3 separate regions of the Homo sapiens genome follow, and regions 2 and 3 are each linked to region 1. Evidence: chromatin loops called from intact Hi-C (ENCODE). Cell type or tissue: A673. All regions are shown on one strand. Each heading gives the region's core, and the rest is flanking DNA. Links, peaks and the distances in the headings are about the cores only. Region 1 has its middle 38 kb from the start of LRRC4C. Region 2 has its middle 28 kb from the start of API5. Region 3 has its middle 270 kb from the start of LINC02740.

Region 1 (10,953 bases), core at 1,491-9,490:
TTATCTTTGGTGCAGTGGCTCATGCTTATAATTCCAGCACTTTGGGAGGCCAAGGCAGGTGGATTACTTGAGGTCAGGAGTTTGAGGTCTGCCTGGCCAACATGGTCAAAGACGTGTCTACTAAAAATACAAAAATTAGCTGGGTGTGGTGGTGTGCACCTGTAGTCCCACCTACTCAGGAGGCTGAGGTGGGTGAATCACTTGAGCCCAGGAGGTGGAGGTTGCAGTGAGCTGAGATTGCGCTACTGCACTCCAGCCTGAGCCGCCGAGTGAGACCCTGTCTCACAAAATAGAAAATTTAGAAAGTGGTTAAGAAATTCTGAGACCAGATGGAGTGATAATCTCTGTGCCTAATTTTCCTCATCTGTAAAACAGGATACAAATACCTCACAGGTGATTGTGAAGGCTGAGGTGATGAATATGAAGCACTCACAACAGTGCCTGGATAAATATTCTATAAGTGTTAGCTGTTATTATCTTTGAGATAATTTGAAATAATGCCCATGCACTCTCCTGAGCATTCACAAGCCTGAATAATTTTCATCTTCAGAGTAATCTGCCATATTATTTACATTTTATTTGCCCATTTTGTATGTTACAAAAGATAGCAAGCATAAATCTTATATAAATGAAGGTGCTATGACATACCACTCATTTAGTTTTTGAGAATATAATTACATCTAAAAATGAAAGTGATTATGTATTTTTTTAATTCTCCACATTTAAGGCAATTTCAAATTCTAAAGCAAAAGGGCAGAATTATATAATAAGCCAAAATGTACGTAATTAATATAGTAGCTTTTATGCTGTACCCCACGCACTATAGATGCTAACTATAAAACCTATAATTTTCCCATTCTACATTTCATAAATTCAAGGAAAGACAGATTGTAGGGATAGAATGCAAAGTGAGTTCTGATATCAGTCTAATTAACGTGTGTTGTTATTTGAAGAAATAAAAAATACATAAACTAAATTATCTTAAATGATTTTTGTTGGCTGTATATTCTAGCTAGCAAACCTCATCTCTGCAACTAAGTAGCTCAGTGACTTTGAACAAATTACATGACCTTTCCGGGTTTAAAAAGAAATTTGAGACATTATTGGGCCATCGACCCATCATATATTCTTCAAGATGCTGTATAAAAGTGTGCCTGGGTATGGTCTCAAACATATCTCATTGTATAGCATATGAAATGAAAACAAAACAAAACAAAAAGAAAACCTCTAAAATGAGGTGCTTATAGCAGTCCACAGACAACTCCAGCCACATTCCATCTGAAGATCAGAGACAAATCATACCAGGTGGCATCTGCTTCCGTTAAACTACACATGTAGCTTGGTAAGTGCTTATTATTGGCAGATTTTACTAATATTAATCCCAGATTTGCAATATGAAAAGCCTCTGACACCTCCTGTGTCTTTTGAAAGCTGGTTTCTTCTTAATGTTATGTTTACTGACAGCATAGTTTATACATAATGAGTCTCAAGAGATTTTTTTCTTAACATTTAACTGAGTCTCCCATCTTTGGCAGTACTTGTAGACACCTATGGATGCAGCACCATGTAAATGTATACAACTACTCAGTAACCCTGGTAAAACCATAGAAATGCAGTGCCTGTCCTTAGGAGGATCTCTATAAATTCATGCTAAAAAATGAGTAAATCTTAATGTGGCATGATATACGGACTAGGAAGCTCACGGATTTGAAGCTATTCTAACCTCAGATTAAATAACAGTTCTAAATAACTCTAAGTAGGTTGTTTTGAGAAAATTGCTCCCACTCTCTGAGTTGTTTCCTCACCTATAACATGGGGATGTTAACATACACTTTTGAATTTGTTTTGTGGATAAGGGATAATATGTTTCTATGGATGCAGATATGAATGTACATGTTTTACTCATACCCTGTGTTAGCCAAGATTCTTGATTCTAACTTTCAAAAAACAATTCTAGTTAGTTTAAACAAAGAGAGGATAGACTTAGAATTCAGGGGTTTGAAGCTAGGTTTTATATAAAGACAGATACCAGGAATAAATGTCAAGACTACCTGTGATCTCTTCCTCTTTCTCTGCACCTGCTTCATAATCCACTTTCTTTTTCTAGAGATTCAGAGTTCTGGGGTTTGCATATGACTCTTCCGATCACTTCCAAAGAATTACTAGCAGTCTCTGAGTCTTACATTCATTTCCAAATTTATGGGAGAGGAAACCCTCAAAGTCCCAGGTTTAGTAAGATATCCATCCTGGTCTAACTTGCAGTGACCAGAGGACAGGCTCACTATCACAAAAGTAAATATTGGGGGAATTATAAATCAGGCAGGAATGAACTTTCCAGATGGGAAATCACTGTGAACCGGGAAGACACTCTGTAAATTGTTAATCAATCTCTAAGTTTTTCTCCACAGAGCATTCAAGACAGAAGTAAGATATGTAAAGATATGACATAATGCCTAGCAAATGGCAAGCATTAGATAAGAGGCCACAACTATTATACAAGTAAAATCTAAAGATAACTTTCATCTATGTCATCATTGAACCAGCTTTTATTGAGGGCCATATTACAATGTAGACATTGGGCTTTTCCTGGAAATAGTGAAGTTACTCTGGTCTCAGCCACTAGGAAGTTTTCTGTTACATGGAAGAGAGTGACTATATCTTTTTCATCTCTCCTGAACTCCCCCAAACACTGTCCTTTATGAAAGGATTTCTCTCTTCAAGATATGATAATTTTTCTATGTTTTGGAACTCAAAAGAGACAGTCTTCCTATGCAATTTTCACAGTAAATTAACTCCATCATTCCAGACAGGTAAGCATACCAATTGGTAGCAGTTCTCATGCTCATGAATCTTTTGGTAAAAAATATCTCAAATGGCTTTCAATGTGAGCATTAGTGTTGAGGGTCCACATCACACAACTGGGAAAATAAATCAAAAAGAGAATCAAATGTAGTTCTTACTGACAAGACAAGTGACTGGGCTGGATGGTATCACATTCCCTTCTCTACATAATAGGAATTCCCTATGATAAATCACAAAGTACTTGAAAATTATCGTATAATAAGGATGATACATCCATTAACCATAAAGCATAAAACAAACTGCCAGGCTGGGTGTGGTGGCTCATGTCTGTAATTCTGGCACTTTGAAAGGCTGAGACAGGTGGATTGCTTGAACCCAGGAGTTTGAGACCAGGCTGGGCAGCATGACAAAAACCTCATCTCTTAAAAAAAAAAAAAAAAAAAATTAGCCAGACATGGTGCTGCATGCCTATAGTTTCAGCTACATGGGAGGCTGAGGCAGGAGGATCACCTGAGCCTTGGAGGATGAGGCTGGGGTGAGCCATGACCATGCTAGTGCACTCCAGCCTGGGCAATAGAATGAGACCCTGTCTCAAAAACAAAACACAACAAAAACTGCCTGCGTCATGTTGTCCAATTGTCATCGATAAAATACAAATACTCGAGATGAAGGAAACTTTACTGGTTTTAAAACACAGTAAGTATGGTTTCCTGGCCTGGTTTTAGTATCTTCTACATATATGACCTGTGTGAGCCTCTTTGTAGGCTTGTAGGTGGTAGCTTATACTCAAGTTTTCTTATGACAAGAGAAAATTTTGAATTTTAAATTTTCAATTACACCTTTCAATTCTAAGTCAGATATTGTACTACACTGGCTATAGAATCAGTTTGAGGGTGTCAAGCTCTATTTATTACTTTTTTTAAAAAGTTATATATTAATATATATGGCAGATAATTTAGAAAACACAGAGCTATAAATGTAATGTAAAAAAAAAATAAATTCTACCTGCTAGCTTCTCCCAAATCTAATATTATCATTTTGTGTTTTAGTCTTTAGAGTTTTTGTTTAAAAAAAAAGAAAATCTGTATGCATTTATAATTTCCTTTGAACAATTAGGGCTCATATGGTGTATGAAACTTTTATATCCATTATTTATAACCTGAGCATGTAGAGTATGCATGTCATATTTATTGTCACACATCGTCTTTTATATGCCTTAACTATAGTTGAGAAAATTATTGTACCATGAGCCCTGCCATCTCAAGGTAAAAGCAGTCTCAATTTTCCAGCCTCTTTAACAGTTAGGACATGGCCTAGGTGATGCAGACTTCATCAATAATATATGCCAGCTGCTTCAGTGTTCAATTTGGAAATGGATGACATAAAGAAAGAAACCTCATGTGGAATCTTTTTCTTGGTATAGCCTAGCCAAGAAGCATAGAGCTTTCAGGAATATCAGTGGTATTAGCTTCATGGTAGGGTCCACTCTCAAAATCTAAGGAAGAACCTTCTGGTCTCGTGCTTGGGAATGTTGCGATTGTGCCTGCACTAATGATAAAGTATGGATTGGGCATTTTTCTGCATGATGTTAAATCATAATTATCTGACTGTTTTAGGGATTATCTGAGCAGATAACCTTTAGTGAATTTCCTTTCTACATACAATACCTGGAAAGATTTCTGTGTTTTGTAACTAAAACTTAGGATGACACAACTATATTCCTTTGCCAATAAATTTTCATTAAAAATGTCACTTGAGAGGCAGAAAAAAAAATGCCATCATACACATATTGCAATATACATTTAACTGCCCTTTCATTATTTTATTTTTAAAATACATTTAACTCTGTGATCTTCCCGTAGTGTATTTTGGTTAGTGATGTCAATTAAAATATACTCAGCAGCCTCTGGTTATCTGCAGTTTCACTTTTCATGGTTTTAGTTACCCATGGCCAATCATGGTGTGAAAACAATAAATGAAAAAAACAGGCAGAAATAAACAATTCATAAGTTTTAAATTGCATACCTTTCTGAGTAGTGTGATGAAACCTGGCACCATCCTGCTCCATCCCTCCTGGGGTGGGAATCATCCTTTTGTTCAGCTGTATCCACATTGTATCTGCTACATTAGTCACTTAGTAGCCACCTAGGTTATCAGAAAAAACAGTGTCTACCAATTTCAGTGCTATCTGCGGTTTCACTGGGGACCTTGGAACCTATCCCCAAGGATAAAAGGAGACTACTATGTTTCCTCCCAAATATTTAAATAATTATGCCAATCACAGTCATTAAATAGTGCTTCTTCCTCCTGAATTTATATCATATTCATTAGAGGCTAGCATTTGTTTATCAGCCTAATATCTGATTTTATTATTCTGCCTATAGCTTTTGGAATCAGTACAAAACTTTTAAGCATTGTGCCCTTTTAATACATTTTAATATTTGGTGAAGGAAATGCTCCATAATTCTCCCTTGTCCAAACCTCATAGGCTATTTGCACAGCCTTATTCTTATGCCTAGTAATGTGTTTTAATGACTAAGCAGGTTTCTTTCTGTAAAAGCATTTAATCTTTTGTGAGTGGGGTAATCTAGGAACCATATAAATTCTAGACATTAATAACTCAGGATTAGTCGGAAAATGATCATTTGAATTATGACCCTTCAACACTGAAGACATCTGCATTACACAATCTAAGATGTAAATGGAAAACCTGCAACTGATATCACAAATGCTTTTTTCCTTTCATCTTAAGTTATTTGTTCCTCTTTTTTCTTCCTGCCAACTGGGCTTCCCCTCCAAAGTCCCTTTCATTCCAATTTGGCTAATCCTTTCCAACTGCAGGAAGCGCAGAGATGTGTAAGACCTCCCCCAGCAAGTTGATCTCTGCTGACTGCAGCCTGCCAGGTCCCAGCAAGCTGTCTTCTGGCTCCTTTGTATTTGCCAACGCAAACTTCTGTGGGTTTTTTTGTTGTTGTTGTTGCATTCTAACAGGAATGCTTTTGCTATGCCATGGAATCTCTGGCAGATAACTTCAAATATTGTCTCTTTGAAAGCTTAGCAAACTGATGCTCAATTCAACTGTATCTGAAAACCAAAATGAGCGCCATTATTTTGAATTGTTTATCTTGAAAAATTATGCTTTTATTTATTTTTTGAAGGTTAGAGAAAAAGAGCAAAAATCCAATACAATCTCTAAAATAAATAGGACCTTTATCTCTAGGCTTTTTCTGTAATCAAATGTTCTCACATGCCGGTTCTATTTTAAACTTCTAATTAATTAGCTCAGGAATTATAATAACCTCAGATTTTAGTCTCTGCAATAATATGTGGCCCTGTTTAATTATTTACTTAGTATTTAAAATATTAAGAGTTGTTACTGGAAGAAGACTATTGAATAAACTAGTAGAATGAAATCTCTATTTCAAAAGCAAATTGTTTAAAGAAAATCTTAAAAACTTCTGACAATTCCCATCTCATACAAAATATTACAATTGTTTCTTTCTCATTGGGAATTAGAAAAACGGTAAACTGTGATGTCCACTGAAAAATAAAATAAAAACAATATATGATTTAGTTTATACATCCACTTGAATTTCTTACAGAAGCCAGAAGAGGGCAGAAGATGCTGCATATAGGACCATATTTGCATTAAAAAAAGTTTCTTTGAATTAAGATCCAAAATTCCATTTCAGAAAAAAAGGAAAACATGTTAGATATGGCTAGTTTTAAGAGATCATGGCTGAATCAGAATGGGGCACATTACACAATGTGGCAAGTGTGTTTTATACCCACTTCAGCCAACTCACCTCAACTCTTTTTTTCTGAACCCAACTGTTTAATAAAAACAGTAAGAATCAACATGTATTCAGTCATTATATCTGCTACTTTATATTACTATTCTTTGTTTAAATCTACACAGTTGAGGTTCTATTATTGCTCCCATTTTGCAGATGGAGAAACTTAAGTCAGGAGACATTAAGTCACGGACAGTGTTAACACAGCTGTAAATCACAGCACTTGGTTTTAAATTTAAGCATATGGACTCCAAAGACTACATTCTTATCTATTGCAATACTTCTTGCAGAATAATGATCATATGATCTTTGCAATGCTATCAGGTAAAATGACCTACTTTTTAGGGCTTCAGTCTTAAATCCTAGAAACAAATTGATCCTTTTTGTCTTTACTGTCTGGCATGAATATTTTAAGAACTGTATTTAAAAGCAAGGACAAACCCAATTTAAAGTTAACCCTGAACACAGAGCCTGCTATGAGTAACTGTGAAGTTTGTGGTTTCACTCCTTTTTCTATCTCGTCTGCAGTGCTGTGCTCCCCCCTTGCAGCTCCTATTCTTAGCAGCAGCGTGGAGTGTCCTCCTGCTGGCTCCCCATTTCCTTGTATTAGAATGACGTTCAGTTAACTGCCAGCCTGCCTGGACCTGATAAATTAATTTTCAGCTTTTAATGTCATTCTTGTCTGGCATATTTGCATTTGAAGAAAGACCAATCCCTTGACATTTACAGGCAAACTATTTTATCAGATGGCAGGATTTTAGTTGGAGTGGTGAGGATGGAAGAGGGTGACAGGCATTATACAATGATGTGTTGGGTGATGGCAATATAAGGCAATGAGGATACTCCCAAAGACAAAGACAGAGGTAGAGAGAGAGAATAAGAGAGAAAAGAAGAGACAGAGAGAGACAGGAACTTGTGTGGTCTCATCAACAATATATACACGGAAAGTCGAAAGCAATAAAATGGGTTATTGAATTCCTTTCATTTTTAATTATGTCTTTTAGTTATTTTACCGTAACTGTTCTATGCCATTGCATATTGTTTTTGTTTATCTTAATTATGAAGTGAAGGTGGGGTGGAGGAAAAAATGAAAGGCTGAAAGGGAAGATGAGGAGATGAGAGAGAGAATGGGGGTGAGTGGGAAGAGAAGAAATGAATAAGAGAAGGAGGAGAAGAAGAGGAAGAGGAGAAGGGGAAGCACAAAAGAGAAAACAGTCCTTTGGAATCATAGAATAGAACAACTTAGATTGAAATGTGAGCTCAAATGTTTGGGTTTTCTCATCTCTCTCCCTTTTTTTTTTTTTTTTTTGAGACAGAGTCTCTCTCTGTTGCTCAGGCTAGAGTGCAGTGGCGTGATCTCGGCTCACTGTAACCTCTGCCTCCTGGGTTCGAGAAATTCTCTTGCCTCAGCCTCCCAAGTAGCTGGGATTACAAGCAACCTCCACCATAGCCAGCTAATTTTTTTGTATTTTTAGTAGAGACACAGTTTCACCATGTTGGCCAGGCTGGTTTCAAACTCCTGACCTCAAATGATCCTCCTGCCTCAACCTCCCAAAGTGGAGGATTACAGGTGTGAGTCACTACTCCCAGCCTGGGTTTTCTAATCTCTAAACTGGGACTTGTAATCTACTTACCCTCCAGAGTGACTGAAAGTATTATACGAGAAAAAACTATACAAGAATATCACACACACACGCACGCACACACACACTTAGAATAACTCCTGGCACACAGTAAGCACTTGATGAATGCTAGTGATTATTATTATTATTATATTATAGCTCCTATAACCCTTAATAATAGTCAAAACTCTATATAAATCTATTTCCCCTTGCACCACAAAAGAAAAACCAAGTCATTTTGCAGAACTGTAAATGTACCAAATTAAATGCCCAGGCATAGGAATTAGGGTAAGCAATATCTCGCTACAAAATTGGCACTCAATATCTCTCAGCACATAATCCTTACCATCAAAGGAATGAGCTACCTAAAATAAGCACATTAGTCAGCTACCAGAGACAAGCAATGTTAATATCTACAGCAAGCTACAAATTATCTAACAACCACAACACATGTTTTAGAGGAAAATATCAGAGTAAAGAAAATCAGACTTTAATGGTGCAAGGCTCAAGCTCCAGTTAGTTTTCACTGACTACTCAGGAGAAGGCTGAACTCAGATAGCTCTGGGAAAGGAACTGGGAAGTGGGGAGAAGTATTTTCTCTTTCCTGTTAGCGGCAGAACATATCTAAGAACCGGCCCCAAAGTATTTTACCAGCGAGGAATCCATACAGTGCTGAGGCAACCTCAATTCTTGCCTCCTCAGAAGAAAGAATTTGGCTGAGGGGCAGAAGGAGAGACTAAGGCAAGTTTTAGAACAGGAGTGAAAGTTTAATGAAAAGCTTTAAAGCAGGAACAAAAAAAGAGGCAAGTACACTTGGAAAAGGGCCAAGTAGGCGACTTGAAAGAGAAGTGTGCATTTGGACCTTTTGACTTGGGATCTTACACGTTGGCTTACTTCTGGGGTCTTGACATTCCTTCTGCCTTGATTCTTGCGTTGGGGTGGCTGTCTGCATGCATAGTGGCCTGCTGGCACATGGGAGGTGACCATGTGCAATGTGTTACTGGAGTTGTCCGCATGCTCGCTTTAGGCGTTCTTCCCTTTCCGGTCAAACGTCCCTAGGAGGTGACATACCTGTTGAACTCCACCATTTTGCCTCTCAGTGTGCATGCGTGAGCCCGCTCACCCAGTTCCTGAGGTCTTATCGGGAAGCTGCTGATTGCCAGTTTCAGGTGTTTCCATCTGTTGGGAGACTGCCTTTCCCTGGCACCAGCTGCAACCAATTATTATTTTAGAGAGACAGTTTGACAACTGCCTGACCATCACTTGATAGCCGCCTGACTTTCCTGGTGGGGGGTTGCGGGGAGCTCTCTCCTGCCCTGCTCATGCCTGACTACTTACTATAACAGTCCTATTTATATTTGTATATAAAGTGACATATCGAAATGTATTTAATAAATTAATAAGTTTAATACATTTTGAGTATGGTAGTTTTTCGGGTTTCACACCCATCTTAATAAAAATTTAAAATATAAGCCAATATTTTTCAGAAACAAACAACCAACAATACTGTCCTGATCATCACTACCGACTCATCTCCTTAACCAGTGTAAAGGATTTATTAGAAAAATTTATGGTTTTAGAGATTTGAATCAGGGAGAAAACACTTTGAAATTATATTTTCTAATATTTTCATTTTGAGCACAAAGAAACCTGGTTAAATGACTAACCAAACTTATTCCTACCATTAGTTAATTTTTCCCATTAATCATAGTTTTATTGCACTGCTTGCCAGCTCTGTTCACAGTGCCCATGGCCTGGTGTATGTCTTAGTCTCCTCTTGCTTGAATACTGTAGAACAGTTCTATCTTAACTCCCTGTAACCCATTTTTTCTTTTTAACTCCCTGTAACCCACTTTTCTTTCTGGTGTCCACCCATGAGTTCAAATGGTTTTCCTTAAGTACATATCTAATCTTGAACCTCTGACTGGTAGAAACACTTGAATGACTCCCCCAAAATACTCAACATATAGTCAATATTATTTAACATGACACTTAAGGCCATATGCATTGCATATTCTGTTAACGTCTTCCTCACAACCACTCTTCTATCCCCTGTCCTTCAGCCTCCCTGAGCTACAGGCAGTTCCCCAACAAGCCAGACCTCTTTCTCCTGAGCCTGGCATTACCTGTCATTACCTGGCATTTTGCTCTTTCTGCCTAGGTATCTCCTATGCTCTTAGCATGAGTTTATATTTCCAAAGTTAAGAAGTCAGCTCCTATTCACTCTTTTGACTGGCTTAGGGTTCTTCTGTTGTGTTCCCATGTATTTTTGTTAATATGTAGTATTGATTACATCTGAGTGTAAAAGCCTCTGATTTTTCTTTTTTCCTCTGGATTTTCAGCTCACTGAAGGTAGAAACTGCATCTTATTCAGCAATATAGTCCCAATTCCTAGAACAAAGCCTGGCACAGAGTGAAAGTTCATTAACATTTTTAATCAGATGCCAATCTTCTAACTCCTAGGCCTGAGATATTCTGGTATTTCGTCATATCACCCTAGTACTTCATTACCTACTATTTGCTTCATGTGAATTAGTCATAGCTCATCAATTGCACGGTAAGCAACTTGAGGGAAGAGATAGTGTTTTACTTATCTTTTTTTTTATCTCCTTCAGGGCCAAGTCTATAATAGACAGCTTGCAATTGTTAAAGAAATTTATTTATTGATGTACTTATCTTTTACCCAAGAAAAACTCTCTTTATACATAGATTCTTAGGAAGAATGGAATATGAGA
Region 2 (10,953 bases), core at 1,272-9,271, 1.8 Mb after region 1:
TATTCTCCACTGGACTAAAGAGAACTAATTATATAGGCTGGTGAGAAGAAATATTTCCCTCTGAGATCCTGGAGGCCAGGACTTCTCAAACTTTCCTGGCTACACAATTCACCCAGGGAGATCATTGAAATGCACCATCTGATTCAACAGCTCTGGGGTGGAGCCTGACATTTTACATTTCTAAGAAGTCCCAGATGATGTCCATGCTGTAGGCTCAGAATTTACAGGGGCATGTAGCTGCCTCCGAAAACACCATGAGATTTACCAGGGAGATGGGGTTCACCTCTTAGCCAGTAGGGCTGTGCTCCTTCTGGGATTTAGCAAGATGATGTATCCTTGCTCTGGGAACAAAATCAGAGGCCTTTTATTGTAAGTATAAATTTTGTGTCTGAGCTGGCCGCCCCGGGGATAAACATCGTCAGAAGAGCTCTTGGGAAGTCCCTCTGGGGTGAGGTTGATGCCCTGTTTGTGCCCTGAGGGGTGCTGAATGCTTCCCAAAAGAGTCCCCTTGGTCTGAATTGCTTCAATCACTCCCAATGGCCTCGTCCCACAACACAGCCAATAGCAGGGCTGAAGAGTAAAAGCTTCATAAAGAAAAATGACGGAGGCTTATTGCCACCTACCGGATTAGGAAAGAAAAGGCTATAGTAAAAGATTTCATGGAGTCCAGCTCTATGAGAAGCACCAGAGATGGGGGGAGATCATAGAATTGCGCAGGACCCTGCAGGTCGTACATTCAACCTTATGGAGTTCAGCCCTGGAGCATAAACCATCCAGGCCTGATGCCATTCCTTCCTTCAGTCGCTTTGCCACTTCCTGGGAGAAGAATAACAGTTATAATTCATTGAGAGCTTCATGTGTGTATCTAGGGGCATTATTTGTATTGCCTCATTTAAACCTGGCAACCATTCTCAAATGAAAAACTATTATTATCACCCCTTTTTCAGAGGAAGAAACTGAGGCTTAGGAATTAAAGGAATTTGTTTAAGCTCACCCAGGTAGTAGGAAGGAGCCTGAATGTAAACCTGGGTCTATTAATATTTGCCTCCAAAGCCTAAACCATAATCCTAAGGGGAGGCACAGACCCAATCAGCCCTCCGCCATCTGGTTGTGTGGGACTGGGTCAATCCCTCAAGTGGGGAGTGGAGCTCCCTCTTCTATTCCCTTGCACGTTCCCTCATCATCCCTAAAACATAGCCTCAACCTGAGTTTTCAGAGCGACTCCAAAGTCTATGCTACTTCATGCTGACCAGCAAGTGAAGGAATTGTCAATTCTGGCCAGGCGCAGTGGTTCACACCTGTAAACCCAGTACTTTGGGAAGCCGAGGTGGGCAAATCATCTGAGGTCAGGAGTTCAAGACCAGCCTGGACAACATGATGAAACCCCATCTCTACTAAAAATACCAAAAAACAAAATTATGCAGGCATGGGGATGTGTGCCTGTAATTCCAGCTACTCAGGAGGCTGAGGCAGGAGAATTGCTTGAACCCGGGAAGCAGAGGCTGCATTGAGCCAAGATTGCACCATTGCACTCCAGCATAGGTGACAAGAGTGAAACTCCGTCTCAACAAAAAAAAAAAAAAGGAAAAAAAAATTGTCACTTCCATCTCCGTCTTAAAATGTATATCGTACTGTCTGAGTTTTTTTGGGCTGCTGCCACAAATTACTGCAAACTGGGTAGCTTAAAACAACAGAGACTTTTCCCAGTTCTGCAGGCTGGAAGTCTGAAAGCAGGTCGGCAGGGCCAGGCTCTCTCTGCAGGCTCTAGGAAGGATCCTTCCTCGTCTTGTCCTAACTCCTGGTGTTTGCAGCCAGTTTTTGGCATTCCTTGGCTTATAGATACTTCCCTCCAATGTCTGCCACCATCTCCACATGGACATCTTCCCCGTCTGTCTGGGTGTCTCTTCTCTTCTTATAAGGGTACCAGTCATGTTGGATTAAAGGCCCGCCCTACTCCAGTATAATCCCAATTTAGCCGGTTACATCTGCAATAACTCTAGTTCCAAAAAAGTTCATATTCTGAGGTTCTAGGAAGGACATAAATTGGGAGAGGATATTATTCAACCCAGAACATCCACCCCAAGGGTTTAAAGAGTAACCTCAAAAGTCCAACTGCCTAGGTTCAAATCTTGGCCACAGATCTAATTAGCTGTATTATTTTGGACAAGTTACCTAACCTCGTTAAACCTCAGCTTCGCCACCCATGAAATGGGTATAATAATAATTATCTCCACCTTATAGGGTTATTATCAAGATTAGAAGAGTTGATACCTATAAAGTAACTCCCAGAACCTGGCAGTAGGGTTCTTCTCCGGAGCCCAGTTGCCCAGGTTTCAAATCTTCGCTTTGCTTCTCACTGGCTGTGTAGTCTTGGGTAAGTTACTCAGCCCCTCCAGGTCACAGAGCACTCCTTTGTAAATTGAAGGATGTTGATGATGATGACAATGGCACCTACCCATGGAAAATGGGGTGGTTGTGAAAATTTAAAGAGTTAGAGCAGTGCTTGGTAATAATAAGCAATTGATAAATGTTGCCTAAATCAGCTACCTCAGAGCTCGGTAGAAGGGTTAAATGATACAGTCCAGGCCAAGCGCAGTGGCTCACACCTGTAATCCTAGCACTTTGGGAGAACCAGGTGGGCAGATCACTTGAGTTTAGCAGTTCGAGACCAGCCTAGCCAACATGGTGAAACCACATCTCTACTAAAAATACAAAAAAAAATTAGCCAGGCGTAGTGGCACATGCCCGTAATCCTAGCTACTTAGGAGGCTGAGGTTGGAGGATCGCCTGAACCTGGGAGGCAGAGGTTGCAGTGAGCCAAGATCACACCACTGCACTCCAGCCTGGGCAACAGAGTGAGACTGCGTTTCAAGAAAAAAAAAAAGATACAACCCATTTAGACTCTGAGTCTCTGTATGTGCTTGATAAATGTTGATTATTATTATTATTAATTTACACTAGGCTCATAGGAAGGAGAGAAGAGAGTAAGAGAGAAAGGGAAATTGCTTGAGGCTAAGGCCAGAGAGACTCCACAGGCAGGAAAATGGAAAGAGCCAGTATTCTCAGTTCTCCAATTTTAACTTCAAAGTAGGAACTATAAAGGTAACTGAGTTTACACCAGGTGACCTAACTGAGCCTCCAGACTGTTAAATCCCAGAGCAATATCTCTATTCCCTTCCCTCCCACACAAGCCCAAGATCCCTGCCATCTTCCTGCCTCCTGCTCTATCCCTTGGGTTCTCTCCCCGTCAGAGTTCACTGTGCAGTGATACAGTCTCTCCAGCTCCTCCCCTTCTTCGGGACTTTGCCATCGAGCCCACAGTTCCCTTCTTGCTTTAAGGATTTGATTCCTAATCACTGCAGGAAAAATGAAATAACAACAAAATAGGGAGGTGGCAAATGTTCCTTAACTTAGTACTTTATACCCGGCATAGTCCGTGGTCTGTTTCAGATTCCCTCTCTTAGGTGATACCTACACGTTTGATAGTTTCCTCCTCTCGTTCTTTCCTGAATACAGTACTCACTAAACCTCTGGCTATCTCAGACCCCAAGCCTTCCTACATGCAAATGCCTACTTTTGTAGTTTAGGAAGACTCATGTGGATAATTTGCATTCATTTATTTAAAACATATGTATCCAGCACTAACTAAGGGCAGATGCTGTGCCAGGCTCTGGGGATACGATAGTGAACACTGAGCTGTCTAGCATTTTGCTGTCCAATAAAGTAGCCACTAGCTACAAATTTAATTTTAAATTTAAAAGATTTAAAAATTGAATAAAGGTTAAATTTAGTTCTTCAGTTTCACTAGCCACATTTCAGGTACTCAAATGCTACGTGTGACCTGACTACTATGTTGGACAATGCAGCTATAGAACATTTCCATAAATGCAGAAAGTCCTATGGGAGGGCACCAGTCTAGAGAGGGAAAGAGATACTGAGCAGATACACAAATAAAGTAACTGCTTCTCTCAGCATCTCCAGAAAGGATGTCATCAATCTTAAAGGATCTCTGACCCACTTTGGAAAAGTCATGCCCAACGCCCCTCCTGGGCTGCCTCACACCATGGAACTAACTCAGAGAGGGAGGGTAAGGGGACCCGCATTTCTCAAATGCCCCTTCTCAACCTGGACTGTGGACCCACAGCAACACTGCAAGATTGAGGACTGTGACTCTGTGTTTTTACAGCCAAGGGAGCAGAGCTGAAAGCAGTTACTTTGGAGAGAAGTTTAGCCAAAATTACACTGATCCAGTAAAGAATGGAGCTGAGATTCTAACCTGAATTTGACTCAAAGTCTGGGCTGACTCGCAGCAGGGTAAGCTTATGGAGAGCTCTCTTCCGTGAAGCAGAAGGTGCTCAAGGGGAGAATCTTAGGGTGGCTCCAGAATCAGCCTAGGGCCCCAATGAGTCTGAGTGGTCCAATAGTCTCGTTTTTTGTCACCTTCAGAAGGTAACTCAGAGAGAGACAGAAACAGAATGTAGTTAAGTTTGAGATTCACAGCCTGGATCCCACTACTTATAGCTGTAAGGTGGCATCCGGCACAGAGCAAGCACTCATCGTCATCTGTTACATAAGGACTGGAGAGACGATCGAATGTGGAGGTCAAAGCTCTAACGTCAGAGGACCAGGTTGAAACCAGGCTTGACTCAGAGACTATCAGCTTTGTTACCTCAGGCAAGTTACTTACCCTCATTTGTAAATTAAGGATAACTGCCTATTTTCAAGGGTTATGGTAAGGATTAGATGAGATAATTTATGTAAAGCGCTTAGCATAGTAATTTACTAGGCGCATAGTAACTTCTTAATAACTATTAGCTATTAATACTGTTATTACAGCGCAGAGGGAGGGAGCGAGGCAACCAAGCCCCCACTGACAAACTGGAGTTTCAGGAATAGGCGGTGAGCGCCATCTAGTGGCCCCCACGCGCAGCAAATAGCACAGCCAAAGGAACCTGACTTAATTTTTTACTTAATCTTCCCAAGTAAGATTTTCTAGCCCCCAACTCAAAGTTGTGTCTAGTCTATAGAGGCTGATACAGGAGTAGAAGAGGCCGGGGGCGGTGCGGGGGAGTGGGGGAGGCTAAACTGAGAGGCAGATTTTGAAATCCTTCTCGGCCATCCCTAGTGAAATGCACAAAGCTGATACACTGCAGCTGTCAGGAAGTGTCCTGATGCCCTCGTAGTGTTAGGGACAGTTAACAGAGTTCAGAGAAATTAAGCTGCATCTTAGCTGCCTTTTGTTTTCCCACCGTATCATGGTCTTTTTCATCTTTCCCAGGGCACAACTTTCTCAATCCTGCAAAGCAGCATGGTGCCTGGGAAACAGCATCACATAACAGACCTGAGTTCAAGCCCCAACTCGGCTCTCCGCCAGCTCTGATTTTCGGGTAAGTCATTTAACCTCCCTAAACCTCAAGTTCCTCATCTAGAACATGAGTCTGTACTGCCCAGTGGGAAGAGTACTACCTTTGATGTCAGACAGAGCTGAGTTCGGATCCTGAGTGACAACTTGGCTTTTCTGAACTGCCAATTTCTCTTCTATCTGTTAGAATAATTAATTGGGAAGCAATGACACTAAGGCAACTCTAGCACTCTGAGTGTTGTTTCTTTGTTTTTTGAGACAGAGTCTCGCTCTGTCGCCCAGGCTGGAGTGCAGTGGCGTGATCTCGGCTCACTGCAAGCTCCGCCTCCCGGGTTCCCGCCATTCTCCTGCCTCAGCCTCCCGAGTAGCTGGGACTAAAGGCGCCCGCAACCACACCCGGCTAATTTTTTGTATTTTTAGTAGAGACGAGGTTTCACCCTAGCACTCTGAGTTTTTATGTAAGCAAACCAAAGCCCAACTCAGCCTGAATGGGTCAGATCCTAGGAAAACAAAACTTAAGCTTTACCAATCAGAAACTGACAAGTAACTCCTAACTAGGGGCTTTGCCAATCAGAAACCAACAACTGACCTCTAACTAGGGATCTTAAAACTACTGTTCCCTTTCAATCCAATATTTTCTTTGCCTTGCTTCTGCATATGCAGAACAAAAGTTTTCCCCTTGGGTCCCTTCAGTGGAGTCCTGAGCCACTTGCAGTTTGGTGCTGCCTAATTCACGCATCAATGTTTGTTTAAATAAAGCTGTTAAAATTTTAACGTGCCTAAGTTTATCTTTACCACATAAAAGGCAGCAAATAATTCCAACTTTGACAAGTTGTTAGGAAAATTATATGAACTAAGGGTTGAAACCATCTGACATACACAAGGCACTGAAAATATTATAGCTCTCTTCATTGGCTATTTCACAATTTTGTTGTGAAATGTGAGGTGTGAATGAAATGATGTGTGTGAAAGTTCTTACCACAATTCGTGGCACTTAGTAGAAGCTGTATGTTGTTAATGCTGTGGGAGGTCACCCAGATCCCCCTAAAACCTTCAGCAGAGTGTTGTCAGCTAAGTCCCCCTCTGGGTATTGTTCCCAACTGAAGACAGTAGCCTTGTCCTTACCAGTTGTGGCCCACAACCAAAGACTCATCAGTTGGTGGGTTTAAAGGCCCAATTTGATTGCCTCATTTGGGTCAACTCCACAGGGTCTTTCCAGCCTCAGGGCTGCAAAGGGATGACTGAGGCCTTTGTTTCAACTAAATGACACCCAGCTTCTCCCTCTGCCCATTCCTGCTTCCTTTACCTCCCAACAGATGTTGGTCCAGAGAACACTCTCAAATCAACTTCCTTCATTCAGATCTTCTCAGGGTTTGCCTCTGAAGGAATTGCCCTGAAACAGTTAAATGTTAGTTCTTCATTGCCCCCTCCTAAGTCCCTGCCTCTTTCTTCCCCCCTGTAAACCAAGGATATGGAACAATAATGCTTGTCTCCTGCCAGCTTCATTGAGCAAGAATAAAGACAACTGGGGGAATAGAATAATACCTAACACCTCAACTTCACTTTCCTCCTTCTTAAGTTGAGATTAATTACTACTGTGCTACTTATTCCCAACATTTTTCACACAAATCAATGAGTTATAGAGGTGAGAACACTTCAGGAAATGATTAAAATGATAAAATCTAAGGAATTGGGAAACTATTGAATTGACTGACAGCGAGTTAATAATTGTAATAGCCACAATGTATTGAGTACTTAGTATGAGCCAGGCACGGTGATAAATCCATGAAAATTATATAATTCCATTGTCACAAAAATCCTAAAGATAAATACAATTACTATCACCACTTTATACATGAAAAACTTGGACTTAGAGTATTAAATTATTTGCCCAAGGTCATGTAGTCATTAAATGGATGAGAGACAGGATTTTCTTCTAGGCAGCTGGACTCGGGAATCGGCACTCTTATCCACCAGATATGTGGCCAGTTTGAAGTAACAAGAAGGTGGGACTCTATTTCCTTGGTGATTAACCCTTCATTATACAATAATTCTGATTTTTAAAGACTATTACTTAGAGTTCTAGGAATTCTAGTAGAAATTCCAGGAAATCTGAGACTTCTGGGCAACATGTGAATTGATAGGTCAGAAGCCATCATTTTACTGGGACAATTGAATTTTTCTAATGATATAACAAGATGATCAGGCTAAGAGACTTCCCTTCAACTGCCTCTTATGCAGTTTTAAGTCATCCTGTTCAGACTTCATGGAGCCGTAGGGTTCTGGGGCAGGAAAAAGTCCCCATCACTCATTTGGAACTTAATAACTGGCACCTTCTCCTCCTAGTGAAAGAAGCACTTAACCACTTCTTTTTGGTTCTCCTAGAATCTTTCAACAGGGAGGCTAAAAACACAGACTGCTGACTTTCCAATTTTCCTGGGGCCAGGCCTAAGAAACGAGGGCGTTTCACACCAGGGAGTCATCATGGATGAAGTCGTAGCTGTGGAATGTTCTGAGAAATGAGGATACCTTGAATAATTAGAAGAATATGGCAGGTTATTTCCATTATCTATTGCAGCAAAATAAACTTTCCCAAAACTTGGAGGCCTAAAGCAGGGTCAATAACTACAGCCTGTGGACCAAATTCAGCTCGCCACTATTTTTGAAAACAAAGCAGCCATGCCAACTTATTTATGTATCATCTATGGCTGTATTCATGCTATAATGGCAAAATAATGGCAGAGTTCAGTAGTTGCGATACAGCAGGAGGGCAGGAAAGTGATGGGTAGAGAAGGGCGAGGTCCCTGGTGAGGGATCCACCCTCGGCCTGTGCCCAGGGACCTAAGTGAGAACAGGCACTCCTGTTTTCTCACCTGAATGTTGCATTTTCCAAGACCACCCTGACCCACCACACCCCCATCCTGCGCCCATATAAACCTGAGACCTTAGCGGGCACACACAGCGGTTGAATGTTGAGAGGAGCAGCAGAGACCAGCAGAGCAGCAACGGTAGAGCCACACGGCAGAGGAAGAGAGAAGAGGATGTCTGGACGCTGAGGGGAGTTTGGCCAGGGAAGTCGGAGAATAGTCCGGCCACTGGGTGGCTGAACTCCAGGGGAAGATTATCTACCCTGCCTCCCCATCTTCTGGCTCCCCATCTAACTCACTGAGAGCCACCTCCACCACTCAAAAAAGCCTTGCACTCATGCTTCAAGCCCACATGTGATCCGATTCTTTCAGGACACTGGGCAAGAGCTCGGGATACAAAAGGCTGTCACACTGGCCCTCTGCCCTTGCAGTAAGGCAGAGAGGGTCCATTGAGCTGATTAATACACAAAGCTGTCTGCAGATGGCAAAGCTAAAAGAGCTTTATAACATGGGGTTGGGTTGCAGGCACCCACCCCCTAGACACTACCAGGGGGCCGAGAGCCCAAAGCACTAGCCCTGGCCTCTGCACCTGCCCATCTGCATGCTTCCCTTAGGGGTTTGAGCTGCAGGGCAACCAAACAGGTGAGTCACACCCCTGTCACACATCCTGAGAGGGGCATCAGGGAACTCTCCCATTTCAGTTGCAACAAAAATTGAAGCCCAAAATATTTACTGTCTGGCCATTCATGGAAAAAGTTTACTGACCTCCAGCCTACAACAACGATTTGTTATAGCTCACAATTCTTTGGTTTGGCTGGGCTGTCCTGCTGCTGGTTTCTCCTGGGCTCTCAGGCAACTGAATTCAACTGTAGGGTGAGCCAGGGGGTGGGCTTTGCGAAGGAAGCTGGGGCAGCTGAGCCTCTCTCTCCCAGTGGGCTTTCATCTGCGTTTCCCCGTGCAGCTTTACAAGAGGACAAACCCCAGTACACAAATGCTTATCAAGTTTCTAATTGCTTCATGCTTGTTGATGTTCCATCGACCAAAGCAAGTCACCTGAGCAAGCCCAGGGTTAATGTGGAGGGTCATTACACAGGGTGCATAGACTGGCAGGTGTGATTCCTTGGGAGCCATCAAGGTAACCATATAACACATTGGCATTTAGTATTTTTTGGTTGAATAAGTAAGTGTAATAGACGTGGAAAATAGGGTTCATTCTTTCACTCATTCAGCAGATATCTACTGAACCCCAACCACATGCCAGGCCTAATCTGATTGATTGCATTTACTCAACTATTTGTCTAAAAGTCCTTTGGTGATAATAGTTTTCACAAGAGCTTAGGTTGTTGTGTTGATTCTCTTGCAGTGAAGACTTAATGAGCTTTGGTTTTACATAGTATATTTTAATGCACTCTAAGAATATTCAATTCAACGCAGATGAAATGTCCCCCCAAATAAAGGAGCCCAAAATAATTATGCCTGGTTTTGAAATAAAATCACACTTGTGCAAATGAAGTGGAAGTTTCTGCACTTGCTAACTTGAGGTGTAGTCTGGAGAGTGTTGACTTTAGTCTTGCTTCAGACCTCAAGCTCTTGATAGGTGTCTAGTTTTCCTGATCACCACCACCTCCAGTGGGAAGGCTCCAAGATTACAGAGCCAGAGTTCTAGATTCTCATCCTGGTTCTGTTAGCACCTCGTTGTGTGTCAATGGAATGAAGTCAAGATCATTTTTCAACAGACATTAACACTGTTTGCCAATATCTTGTTTCCCTCTCCTTTGGGGCACAAGGAAGGCATGTACTTTCCTGCCACTTGAAGTTAGAAGTAGCTGTGTAGCTTTCTCTGGCCAGTGAAATATGAGAGGAAGTAACCTGTCACTTCCAGGTGGAAGTATTGAATTGCCAGTGCCCAACCCTCCACCTCACTCTTACCCCACGGCAGTGGTTTTGACAGCACACACAGAGTGCAACCCTGAGCCATCACATGCAGGAAGTCTGCTCTGAAATGTCATCCAATCCCACAAGAGACTTTGAATGGGCAAGACATAAATCTTGTTTTGAGCGACCCAGATTTAGGAGATGTTTGTTACTGCAACATAACACAACCTAACATAACAAGACTTTATTTCTTAGTAACAGCACAGCATCACTGATAGGCTCTTGGTGCAAAGAGCAAGGTTTTATGACATGTTCAAGCAACAAAAAAGAAACTAAGCTTCTAGGCATAAGATGCGAAAAGAAACTATTCTGCTCCAGAGAAGGAGATGGAGGAAAGAAAGGGAAGGGGAAAACAAGATGATGGATGTCTGCATGCTAATATATCCCTTTCTTGTGATCTCTTCAAGTCTCCCATAGAGCTTAAACATTTATGAATGTTTAGCAAGAATGGAATTGTTTTTATTATTTATTAATATGCTTTTGTTTATTGTTCATTTGTTTGTTTGCTTGTGGTTTTAAAAAATTTTATTTGTTTTGGTGGAAACTAGAGAAGGGGCTGTATGTCAAGACACAGGTTGACACAGGGACAACAAGAGACAGCTCATGCCACCACACACAGGAGCTGGAGGCAGAGGTCATCATAAAGTGAAAGTACAAGTCCTTGGGAATTCGTAGAACTCCCTGCCATCACCACTACTGAGAGAGGGAGGAGGCAGACAAATACCTAAACAGATAGGAGCAGAGCCCCAGTGAAACCCCACCTTCAAACCAAAAACAGCCTGAAGCCTG
Region 3 (10,953 bases), core at 1,732-9,731, 1.0 Mb after region 1:
CTTCATGCTAAAAACGCTCAATAAATTAGTTATTGATGGGATATATCTCAAAATAATAAGAGCTATCTATGACAAACCCACAGCCAATATCATACTGAACGGACAAAAACTGGAAGCATTCCCTTTGAAAACTGGCACAAGACAGGGATGCCCTCTCTCACCACTCCTATTCAACATAGTGTTGGAAGTTCTGGCCAGGGAAAACAGGCAGGTGAAGGAAATAAAGTGTATTCAATTAGGAAGAGGAAGTCAAATTGTCCCTGTTTGCAGATGACATGATTGTATATCTAGAAAACCCCATCATCTCTGCCCAAAATCTCCTTAAGCTGATAAGCAACTTCAGCAAAGTCTCAGGTTACAAAATCAATGTGCAAAAATCACAAGCATCCTTATACACCAAAAACAGACAAAGAGCCAAATCATGAGTGAACTCCCATTCACAATTGCTTCAAAGAGAATAAAATACCTAGGAATCCAACTTGCAAGGGATGTGAAGGACCTCTTCAAGGAGAACTACAAACCACTGCTCAAGGAAATAAAAGAGGATACAAACAAATGGAAGAACATTCCATGCTCATGGGTAGGAAGAATCAATACCGTGAAAATGGCCATACTGACCAAGGTAATTTATAGATTCAATGCCATCCCCATCAAGCTACCAATGACTTTCTTCACAGAATTGGAAAAAACTACTTTAAAGTTCATATGGAACCAAAAAAGAGCCTGCATTGCCAAGTCAATCCCAAGCCAAAAGAACAAAGCTGGAGGCATCACGCTACCTGACTTCAAACTATACTACAAGGCTACAGTAACGAAAACAGCATGGTACTGGTACCAAAACAGAGATATAGACCAATGGAACAGAACAGAGCCCTCAGAAATAATGCCGCACATCTGCAACTATGTCATCTTTAACAAACCTGACAAAAACAAGCAATGGGGAAAGGATTCCCTATTTAATAAATAGTGCTGGGAAAATTAGCTAGCCATATGTAGAAAGCTGAAACTGGATCCCTTCCTTACACCTTATACAAAAATTAATTCAAGATGGATTAAAGACTTACATGTTAGACTTAAAACCATAAAAACCCTATAAGAAAACCTAGGCAATACCATTCAGGACATAGGCATGGGCAAGGACTTCATGCCTAAAACACCAAAAGCAATGGCAACAAAAGCCAAAATTGACAAATGGGATCTCATTAAACTAAAGAGCTTCTGCACAGCAAAAGAAACTACCATCAGAGTGAACAGGTAACCTACATAATTGGAGAAAATTTTTGCAACCTACTCATCTGACAAAGGGCTAATATCCAGAATCTACAATGAACTCAAACAAATTTACAAGAAAAAAACAACCCCATCAGAAAGTGGGCGAAGGATATGAACAGACACTTCTCAAAAGAAGACATTTATGCAGCCAAAGACACATGATAAAATGCTCATCATCACTGGCCATCAGAGTAATGCAAATCAAAACCACAATGAGATACCATCTCACACCAGTTAGAATGATGATCATTAAAAAGTCAGGAAACAACAGGTGCTGGAAAGGATGTGGAGAAATAGGAATACTTTTACACTGTTGGTGGGACTGTAAACTAGTTCAACCATTGACTAGTTGTGGAAGTCAGTGTGGCGATTCCTCAGGGATCTAGAACTAGAAATACCATTTGACCCAGCCATCCCATTACTGGGTATATACCCAAAGGATTATAAATCATGCTGTTATAAAGACACATGCACACATATGTTTATTGCGGCACTATTCACACTAGCAAAGACTTGAAACCAACCCAAATATTCAACAATGGTAGACTGGATTAAGAAAATGTGGCACATATACCCCATGGAATACTATGCAGCCTTAAAAAATGATGAATTCATGTCCTTTGTAGGGACATGGATGAAGCTGGAAACCGTCATTCTCAGTAAACTATCGCAAGGACAAAAAATCCAAACACAGCATGTTCTCACTCACAGGTGGGAATTGAACAATGAGAATACATGGACACAGGAAGAGGAACATCACACAAAGGGGACTGTTGTGGGGTGGGGGGAGGTGGGAGGGTTAGCATTAGAAGATATACCTAGTGCTAAATGACGAGTTAGTGGGTGCAGCACACCAACATGGCACATGTATACATATGTAACAAACCTGCACGTTATGCACATGTACCCTAAAACTTAAAGTATAATAATAATAAAATTAAAAAAATAGCATAGTTTAAATAGGATTTTGGTACTATCTGTGATTTCAAGCCTCCACTTGGAGTCTTAGAATGTATCTCTGTGGATAAGTATGAACTACTGTGTGTGTGAGTGTGTGTGTGTGTGTACATATATATACATATATATGTGTGTGTGTATATATGTATATATGTTGGTATGAATGATGGTGTCTCGTCTCACACAGCTCTGGGGCACTTTGTTTTCCTCCATTCTGTTTTCTCTCTGATCTTCAGAATGCATAATCTCAATTGTCATATCTTCCAGTTCACTGATTCTTTAAACAGCTCAAATGTGCTGTTTAACCCCTCTAGTGATTTTTTTTTTTCTCTTCAATGATTATACTTTTCGCTCCAGAAATTCTATTTGGCTCTTTTTATTGTTTCTATCTATGGATATTCTTTAGTTAGAGAAGCATTTCTTACACTTTCCTTTATATGTTCAGATTGTTTTATCCTTTAACATATTTATAATAGATAATTTAAATTCACTATCGTAAGTAAAACATCTGAATTTCTTCAGGGACAATTTCTATTGTCTGCTTTTTATTTCTGTGTGAATAGGCCACACTTTCCTGTTTCTTCACATATCTATTAAATTTGTTTTTTAAAACTGGTTATTTTGAATAATATTTGAGGCAAGTCTGGAAAATCAGACCTACTCCCCCAAACCATGGTTTTTTATTATTGCTGTTTATTGTTGCTATTGTTGTTGTTGTTATTGTTGCTGCTGCTACTACTACTGTTTGTTTAAGGAATTTGTTTATCCAGTTCTGCAAACTCTATATACTTTGTTATGTTTTATCCCTGACTGGAGTCTCTGCTTGGTTAGCTCAGTGGTTAGCTAATGACTGAACAGAGATGTTCTTAAATATCTTGAATCGGTAAGTCCCCCATCATTTGCTATGGGGCTGTGTGTGTGTGGTAGAGCACAAAGTCAACACTGAATGTTTACTTCCTGCTTGCAGAGACCCTCAAGTTCAGCAAGAGGTGAAAGATTAAGGTCTTCTCAGGTTTTTGCTGCTGTTGTTTTTGCTGTTGTTTTAATCCAGAGGCCTCACAGCTACCAGGAGTTATGTATACAGTCCTGTACATGCACATGCCTTCTAAATTCCAGGAATATGTCAGAGCTTTCCAATGCCTTGTAGAAGCATCTCAATTCCAAGATTTTCCTTTAAAGTTTTTGGTCAGTCTCTTATTTGCCTCAACTGGCATCCCCACCCTACACAGTTGTAATGTTAAACAATTGGCCAATGATCCTCATCAAATGCCCTGGGAAAAGGACTTTTCCCACTGAATGATCTCTGAGTCAGATCAAACAAAGACAAACCTTGTAAGAAGAAGCTTTTCTAGGGAACTGTTGGGTGAGTCAAAGAGTGACAATTCCCTGGGGACAGGTCTTCTTGAGAAACATCCAACCTTTTCTGACCCCTGTAGTAACTATTAGGCATCTGGACTTTTTCGCTGCCATGGTTATAAGCCTGCTAGTTTTCCACACTGCTGGGGACCCGGAGATTAGGAGATTGGAATAGAATAAGTCGAAACACCACATTCTCACCGTTCTCACTAATCTCCAGCCATTTTTCTTAAACAGTCCTCAAATTTTTGCAAGCTTTTGGCTAATTTCCAGAGTTCTGAAAAAGTTTGACTTCAATAATTCTTGCCACTGTTGCTTTTATAAAGGAGTAGATTTTTGAAGGTCTTTACTTTGCCATTCAGGAATTTTTTTCTCCTAAATATTTTTTAACGCACTAGTCTAACCATTCAACTTTTTAAAAAAGATTATGCAAAAGCTTCTTTAATTTCTAGATAAGGTCCCAAAAATGACCTACAAGGTCTTGTGAAATCCATTCTTACCTACCCCTTAGACTTGCTGAGGCTCAGGAAATAACACCCCAAAGTATGGCACCTTGGTACACTGAGAAATTTGAACTGAAAAACATTAGAAGGTCATCAGAAGCAAAGTGTCTTTCTCACCTCCTGCCCTTCTTTTCTGCTGCTTTCCTTCCATTTCTAAGGCAAGCCCTAGAAACTAGAATCCCTCTTCCCCAAAGTGGGTCTTAGAAACCAGAATCCTTCTCCCCCAAAACCAGCCATAAAACCTAGAAATATTGCTCTAATCTTCCCCTGCTTTTCTGTATAAGACCCAGTTTTAAAGAAATGTTTTGAGTTACCTTGTCTGAAAGTAGATTATAAAACCATCATTCCAGAAGGGATCCTGCCCCATAACTGGGCGGAAGAAATGTCACAACAAGACCAAGAATGTTTCAAACAGATAGGCCTTGCTAGGTTTCCCCACTCAGTCTATTATTATTAGATCATTCCCTTTTTGTCCAATCATATTTCTACATGGCTGTACAATCTGGATTAATTAAATATGTTCTACTTTTCTCTTGTTAACTTGTCTTTTGTTATAGGAATACCAGCCATGACCCATAGGATGAAGAAAACAGGTACTACACTCTTTCCACCCCTACACCCTCAAACTCTATTATTCTCCCCCTAGGCCTCCTTCTGATACCTATAATAAGCCATCTTCCTACCGGCCATTTGCACAGTTTATTCTTTCTCTGACTCCCTCTTCCCACCATTCCTCTCATCAGGCCGATTCCTATCAACTCTCAGGTCTCCCTGTAAATGCCATTTCCTACGGGAGGCTTTTCTGACTCACAGGCAAGATTCAGTCTTCATCAAATGCTCTCATGGTACCCTGTGTTTCTCCTTCATAGCCTTTATCGTAACTGTAATGAAATGTAGTTTCTGTAAGTATTTGCTGAATATTAACAATTGTGATGGCAGAGATTTAATCGGGCTCAGAGGAAAATGGCAAATAAATGTTTATTGAAATGAATAAATGAGTGAGTGAATGAATGCAAGAATAGAAGAAATGCAATATGCAAATATCTGGCTACCAAAGTTGTTCTGTCTTGCAGAAAGTCAGTAAAGAGAGAGACGGACATCATTGAAGTACCACAAAAACCCCATACAGATAAAAGTCCCTCGTTTTGTACATGAGCATACCATCTTCAGGTGAGCAAGATTGTTTTGTACCAGCTGCCAATCCAGGCTGCAAATTGCATGAGAAAACTTTATCCATACCCAGGCAAGAGCCCCAGAAATTCTGTAATCATTTGCATTTAATGCAGCCCAGGAGCGTGTTTTTAAAAAGCTCTGTAAATAATTCTAACATGCAGTTAGGTTTGAGAACCACTATAGGTTAAAAAGTATCTTGTCTCAAGTCTGTTTCTGTCAATCCTCAGGAGTCCTTATAGCAAGGAAGTATAATAAGATTTGGGAAAATCTTATTAATGATCATCTTGAAAAATATAAAAGGGTAACTATGTCTTGTGTGTGGCTCTCAATCAAAAACTAAAGCAAAGGTAGTTTTCACATTTGATGTAACAGAAAAAGGTTGTTTCTGAGGAAGAGACAATATGTTTTCTGCTAATAAACTCCAGGGTGGCTTTGTGGCTGTCTTGATTAATCGGTGACGATGAAATAACCAGTGCTCAGGGATACATGAGACAGCAAAGGATTGTAAGTGACAATTTGCTGTTAAAATTCATCAGCCCCTGCAAAGTACCTTGATTAATAAAGTCACTGTGCCTGTCTCCACACTAAGGAGGGGGCCCCTATAGAAGAAAGGGAAAACAAATTTGCAAGGATGGTCTCGCTAAAGAGGTTCAGCACCCGTTTGCATTTAATCTCTCTGCTCTTGCATTAGTCAAGTACCTTCTCCCTCTCAATTGTTCACTAGTGCTGCCATTAATCACAGCCCACTGTAAAGGAAAGTAGGGAGGAGGTAGGGGAGACAGAAGTCTCCTTCTTGGCTTGTAGCTGGGGAGAATGATTGGTAGGCAGGGGACCCAGGAGGGGAACTGCTGGGTTATGACCAACCACAGGAACTTAAAATAGGGTTTGCAGAATTGAGCCTCAGCAGGCCACAGCTGGACGCTCTTCTGCCTGCCACAGCCACTATGAAGGTTCTTGGTGCAACATCGCCATCTACAGCTAACTGTAAGAACTGCTTTGAGGGAGTTGCTGAGCTCGGGAAACTGCCCTGAAATGAGATCAAGGTAACCCCAGAGGTTTTGCACTAGCCAGGGAAGTAGGACAACATTGGTTTTCGTGGCACAGGGCTACCTTCCTTGGTGTTTGGACCTACAGCTTGTTATCCTGCATGATGTTAAGCTAGTGCCAACGTAAGAATATCACGAATAATGGATTCCCATGAGATTTCATGAATGACCCATTTGTCCCTAGAGAAAACAAAACAAAACAAAAACAACAGCTTACCCAAGCTTAGAAGTCTACCCAGTCAGAGAAGTCTGCTGCACTGCATTAGACCTTTCTTTGAAAACGGTCTTTAAGGGTTTCTAAGAGCAGTTTTTTCTAAAATCAGTGATAAAATATTTCTAAACTCAATATAAGGAAAACTGTTTTAATGTCATATGGTTATATTTTTCAAGCACATTTTCCAAGTTGCTTTCTGATACATGAAGAATGAGAACCCAGTATTTGTACAACTCAAAACTCTAATATGTCAGAAATGGAAGGGTCTGTTGGGAGTGTCTATACTTCAATGTTTCTGCAGTGCCCTAGGAGTTTACAAATATGATCTCATTTAATACACACAAAAACCTGTGTATGTGCTGGTATCCCCATTGCATAGATGAGACTAATTCAGAGGAGAGGCCTTAAAGAATATCTAAGCAGATCTCTCAAGGTCCTACAGCCACAAAGTAGCCTCAACCTTTTGTTCTCCCAGTGAACATAACTAACTGCCCTCCCAGTCTCCATGAACCCTACCATTCCTCTATGAGGACAATGGGTTCAGTTCACCAGTAGAGGATATCATCTCAGCTCTGCTAATGTGAGCTGTGTGACTTTGAACAGGTCGCTTGATCTCTCTGAGACTTCTTTTTTTTCATCTGTACATTGACGAGATTGGATGAAAGAAAACAGTTTTGGGATGCCTGAATATAGATTGAAAACAAAGAAATACATTGAAGCTGGAGGTCTCTTAGGTCACAAATTGTAAGTGGCTCAGTTGCTGAATGAAATTCAAGTCAACTGGACTATTCTACTCTTGATGACAGTACGAGGCTGGTCATTAATGGACTTAGCCCCTCACCTGATTCATTTCTCTGCTTTGCTATGGGCAGGAGTCCAATAATTGACAGATTGAAGTGTTTTTACACCCTTGCCTTTAACATGCAGTAGAGGAGAGAGCTTGGGTTTTGAATTTGATATAGTAAAGAGCCTGTCTGCCTTTCTACCTCACTGGCATTCAAAGAATACTACCCCACATGAGTGCACATTGTCAACACATAGCCCATTCCTAAGAAGGTTATGCATCAGGACCAGGATACGAGGAACAACTACTCCCTGGAAACGTTTAAGCAAAGAAAAAAAGTATATTCCAGGAATATTAAATACGATTTTTTTACAGTCTTTTAATAAAGCCACCTTGGAATAGGACATGGTTGACAGCATTTCCCCAGACGGGGTGTTAAATATAGCATTCAAACCAGAAAATTACTCATTGATTTGCCCTGTGAAAAGATAAATGTCTATTCAACTGTGTTCTATCCCAGTGCAGACCTTATTGTTTTTTAGCAAAACAGTCTGAGTGAGTCTCCCTAATGAGGCAACACAGCATGAAAACGCTGCAAGCACATGGCACAGGACAGGACGAGAGCCCTTGCCAACCAAATGCAATACCCCAGAAGGCTGCCCACAGCTCCCGGAAGCAGGGTATGCATGCCAGCTCAACAAGGTGGCCCCACTACTCTAGACAACAAAAGAACAACAGCAGATACACTACCCTGGAGCAAATACACATGATAAATGAAAACTTGGTCTCAGGAGGGAGCAGAGATAAAAGCTTACAATTCACTGCCCCAAGAGCCTCTGAAATCACTACTGTTTTGGCTTTGGCTTAAAGACAGTTTTCATAATGACAGGTGACTGCCATCTGTAAGACCCTGCCAGACCGCATATGCCTAATAATGCTCTCTCATTTTATCCAGTGTTTTACAGCTCACATAGGGATACTGTGTGTCCAAGCTCATTTGATTCTCTTAACAACCCTATTAAACAGGTGGTAGAGGTACCCACTGCCCTGGCTGCATTTTTTTTTTCAGAGAGATGCTGTCAAGTATTATTATATCTTACATCTATTTATTCACTCAACAAGCATATATGGAGAGCCCACTCTGTTCTAGGCACTGGGAGGAGGTGGAGAAGCACAGAGAAGTAAGGGAGAAAGCAGAGGTGGGTCTAATACGGTCTACATGACAATGCTTTCAAGGAACTCCTAAATCTCAGGGGGATGCAGAGGGACTAACAGATAACTCTAACTCAGTATGGACAGAGCAGAGAAGGGGGGCGTTTCACAATTCCTAGGGGAATTGCAGAGGAGTGGTGACTTGACTTATAGGAGTTTCCTGAATTGCAAGAGGACTTATTTAACTTTACAATTCATTCTGATTCTTAAAAAAAAAATCGAAGAGTGATGCAATGATATGCACTTTGGGGTCATAGATCAGCTGACAACATTATGAGATATTTTATTATTGATTATTTTCCTGCGACTAACAACAAAACCACTAGGTAAGACAAGCAAGCTCTTTGCCTTTCTTTTACTGAAGCTCACAACAGTTGAATAGCTTGTTCCAGGTAACAGATCAGGAATTCGAATTTACTAGGAAATTGCTCCATACTGAGTTCTAATCTGCATTCTACTCCAGTGCCTCTCAAATTTAATGACTATACAAACCTCTTAGGGATTTTGCTAAATTACAGATTCGGGTTCAGAAAGCCCAAAGTGGGGGCTGGAATTCAGCATTTCTAACAAGCAGCCAAGTGATACAAATGCCGTTGGTGCATTTGTATCACTTGGCTCACTTTGACTAGCAAGGGTCCAGAGTGATGCCCTGGCCCTAAAAGTGGCTATTATCAAAAAGGGAGTAAAAGTCCGAGTACATGAATTCTAGCAATGGTGAATAGGTTTTGCAGAAATTAGGACAGAAAAAGGAGAAAATTAGGGGAAAACAATCTTGAAATTTAAGGACAGGCCAAAGGTTTTGAAGACCTAATACACCTGAAGGCCCTTAGACAAGGTCCAGCACTGTGGTGCCAAACCTGGAGTTCTCAAATCTCCAAGGTTCCAAGAAATCATCAGTGAGGATCCTTGAACTATTTTATATATTCAAAAAATAGCTATTTGAAATTGAATATTTACATAAACAAGGCCTCTTTTGTTAATGAAAACAAGGACTCATTAACCAGATTTACTACTGCTTTGTCTTTCTATTGTAGGCCTAATACTTATTATTATTATATATATACACATCTTTGATTAATTAAAAATAAGAAAACAAGAAAATAAGAAAACAAATTAGGTATTAATAAATTGCAGTTCAAGTAATCGAGGGAGACTAAAAGAAGGAATCCTTGGTAGGAAAAATGTTGAGAAATAATTCAAACCCCCTATTTTATGAGTTTTTAAAATTTTATTGTTTTGTCTTTGGGCTTTTTGTTGTTGCTGCATTGGTTTTGCATTAGCTTGTACCCATAAATATTAAGTAACTAAGCAAAGGTTTAAAAGTGAGATAATAGAAGAACCAGAAACAGATCCCAAATGTTCTAACTCGAAGCGATTAATAGTTGCCATTTACAAACAACCTATTATGTGCCAAGCACCTGCATTACTTATCACATTAAATCATCAAAAAAAAAAACTAAAAAGAAAGTAATTTTGTATTTATTTTACAGACCAAGAATCTGAGCCCCAGAAACATGCAGTAACCTGCCCAGAAAAATACTCAGCAAGTAAAATGCTTATTCAGCAATGGATCTAAAGTCTGAGCCCCAAAGCCTATCCTTGTAATCAAAATCCAAGTTTTAATTCTCTCAAGTTGCTGTTAGATTCCAGGATCCTCATATTGTGTATTTGACCACTGAGAAGAAATTGCTGGTTTATTTATTTCATCTAGACTCTTTCCAAAAATGCCTCTAGACTAGAGAAAATGTAATTAAACAGCCCCAATATTCCCCTCAGCAGCCTACCAGCCTTTTGCCATTTCTCTTAAAGACTCTGAAACTTGCACTCCCTGAGACACACAGAGGAGAGGCATTAATCTTGGAATGGATGAATGCAAGCCAGATCCTCTCCCTTTTGCCCTAAGAGTGCAGCAGAACAAACACAATTTTAGGAATCCAGTAAATTCAGATGTAAATCCAACTCCCCATGTACTGACTTGTGATCATTGACCATTCACTGACACCTCTGAATCATTTTTATTATCTGATAAAAGAAAGACAATACTGCATTTTTCATTGGATGGTGGTGAGGATTACATAAACTTAAGTGAGTAAGGCCCCTAGCACAGGTCAAGTACCAGAAAAATACGTCAGTAGCCCCTATCAGATCGGGTGATTACTACCCTGGAAAACATAATTTGCTTTTGGCTTGTCTCAGCCAAATCATGGGCTTCAGACAGAAGTCATCCTCCTCGTTCTAAATAATTCAAAATGAAAAGCCTGAGCGTTTGTTTCCCTGACCTTATTTCAAGGATATTCTGAAATGCTGAAGCTGGGTGACCATACATAAATGAAAGCATTCATTCTGAAAATAAATGTGACTTTGCAAAGACCACTAATGTGGTCAGAGCAGAACTGGTGTGGCCAACTAAAGGGTGACCTCCATTTCTCAGAAAGT

The links. Hi-C counts contacts between places; a loop is a spot of excess contacts. Peaks named below come from ENCODE experiments on the same cell type or tissue, not always from the same donor. Only the 100,000 strongest peaks of a DNase experiment are listed, where the experiment ranks them.
Region 2: it touches region 1 in a loop (11-fold over the local background); 4 of 110 quality-filtered maps call a loop at or near these places.
Region 3: a loop joins it to region 1, with 7 times the contacts of the local background. A loop is called at or near these places in 12 of 110 quality-filtered maps.

What each region holds. Positions count from the first base shown.
Region 1 is chr11:41,492,511-41,503,463 of GRCh38, forward strand. No RefSeq gene overlaps it. Among named protein-coding and RNA genes, the nearest start is that of LRRC4C, 38 kb to the left of the region's middle. RefSeq lists an enhancer at 5,399-5,962. In A673, for the core only: a CTCF peak has its summit at 6,399 (motif pointing right); DNase peaks (open chromatin) are centred at 5,561 and 6,421; H3K27ac peaks cover 316 bases.
Region 2 is chr11:43,278,215-43,289,167 of GRCh38, forward strand. No RefSeq gene overlaps it. Among named protein-coding and RNA genes, the nearest start is that of API5, 28 kb to the right of the region's middle. In A673, for the core only: a CTCF peak has its summit at 4,917 (motif pointing left); DNase peaks (open chromatin) are centred at 4,907 and 5,307.
Region 3 is chr11:42,518,589-42,529,541 of GRCh38, forward strand. No RefSeq gene overlaps it. Among named protein-coding and RNA genes, the nearest start is that of LINC02740, 270 kb to the left of the region's middle. RefSeq lists an enhancer at 7,921-8,421. In A673, for the core only: CTCF peaks have their summits at 6,241 and 6,440; a DNase peak (open chromatin) is centred at 6,213.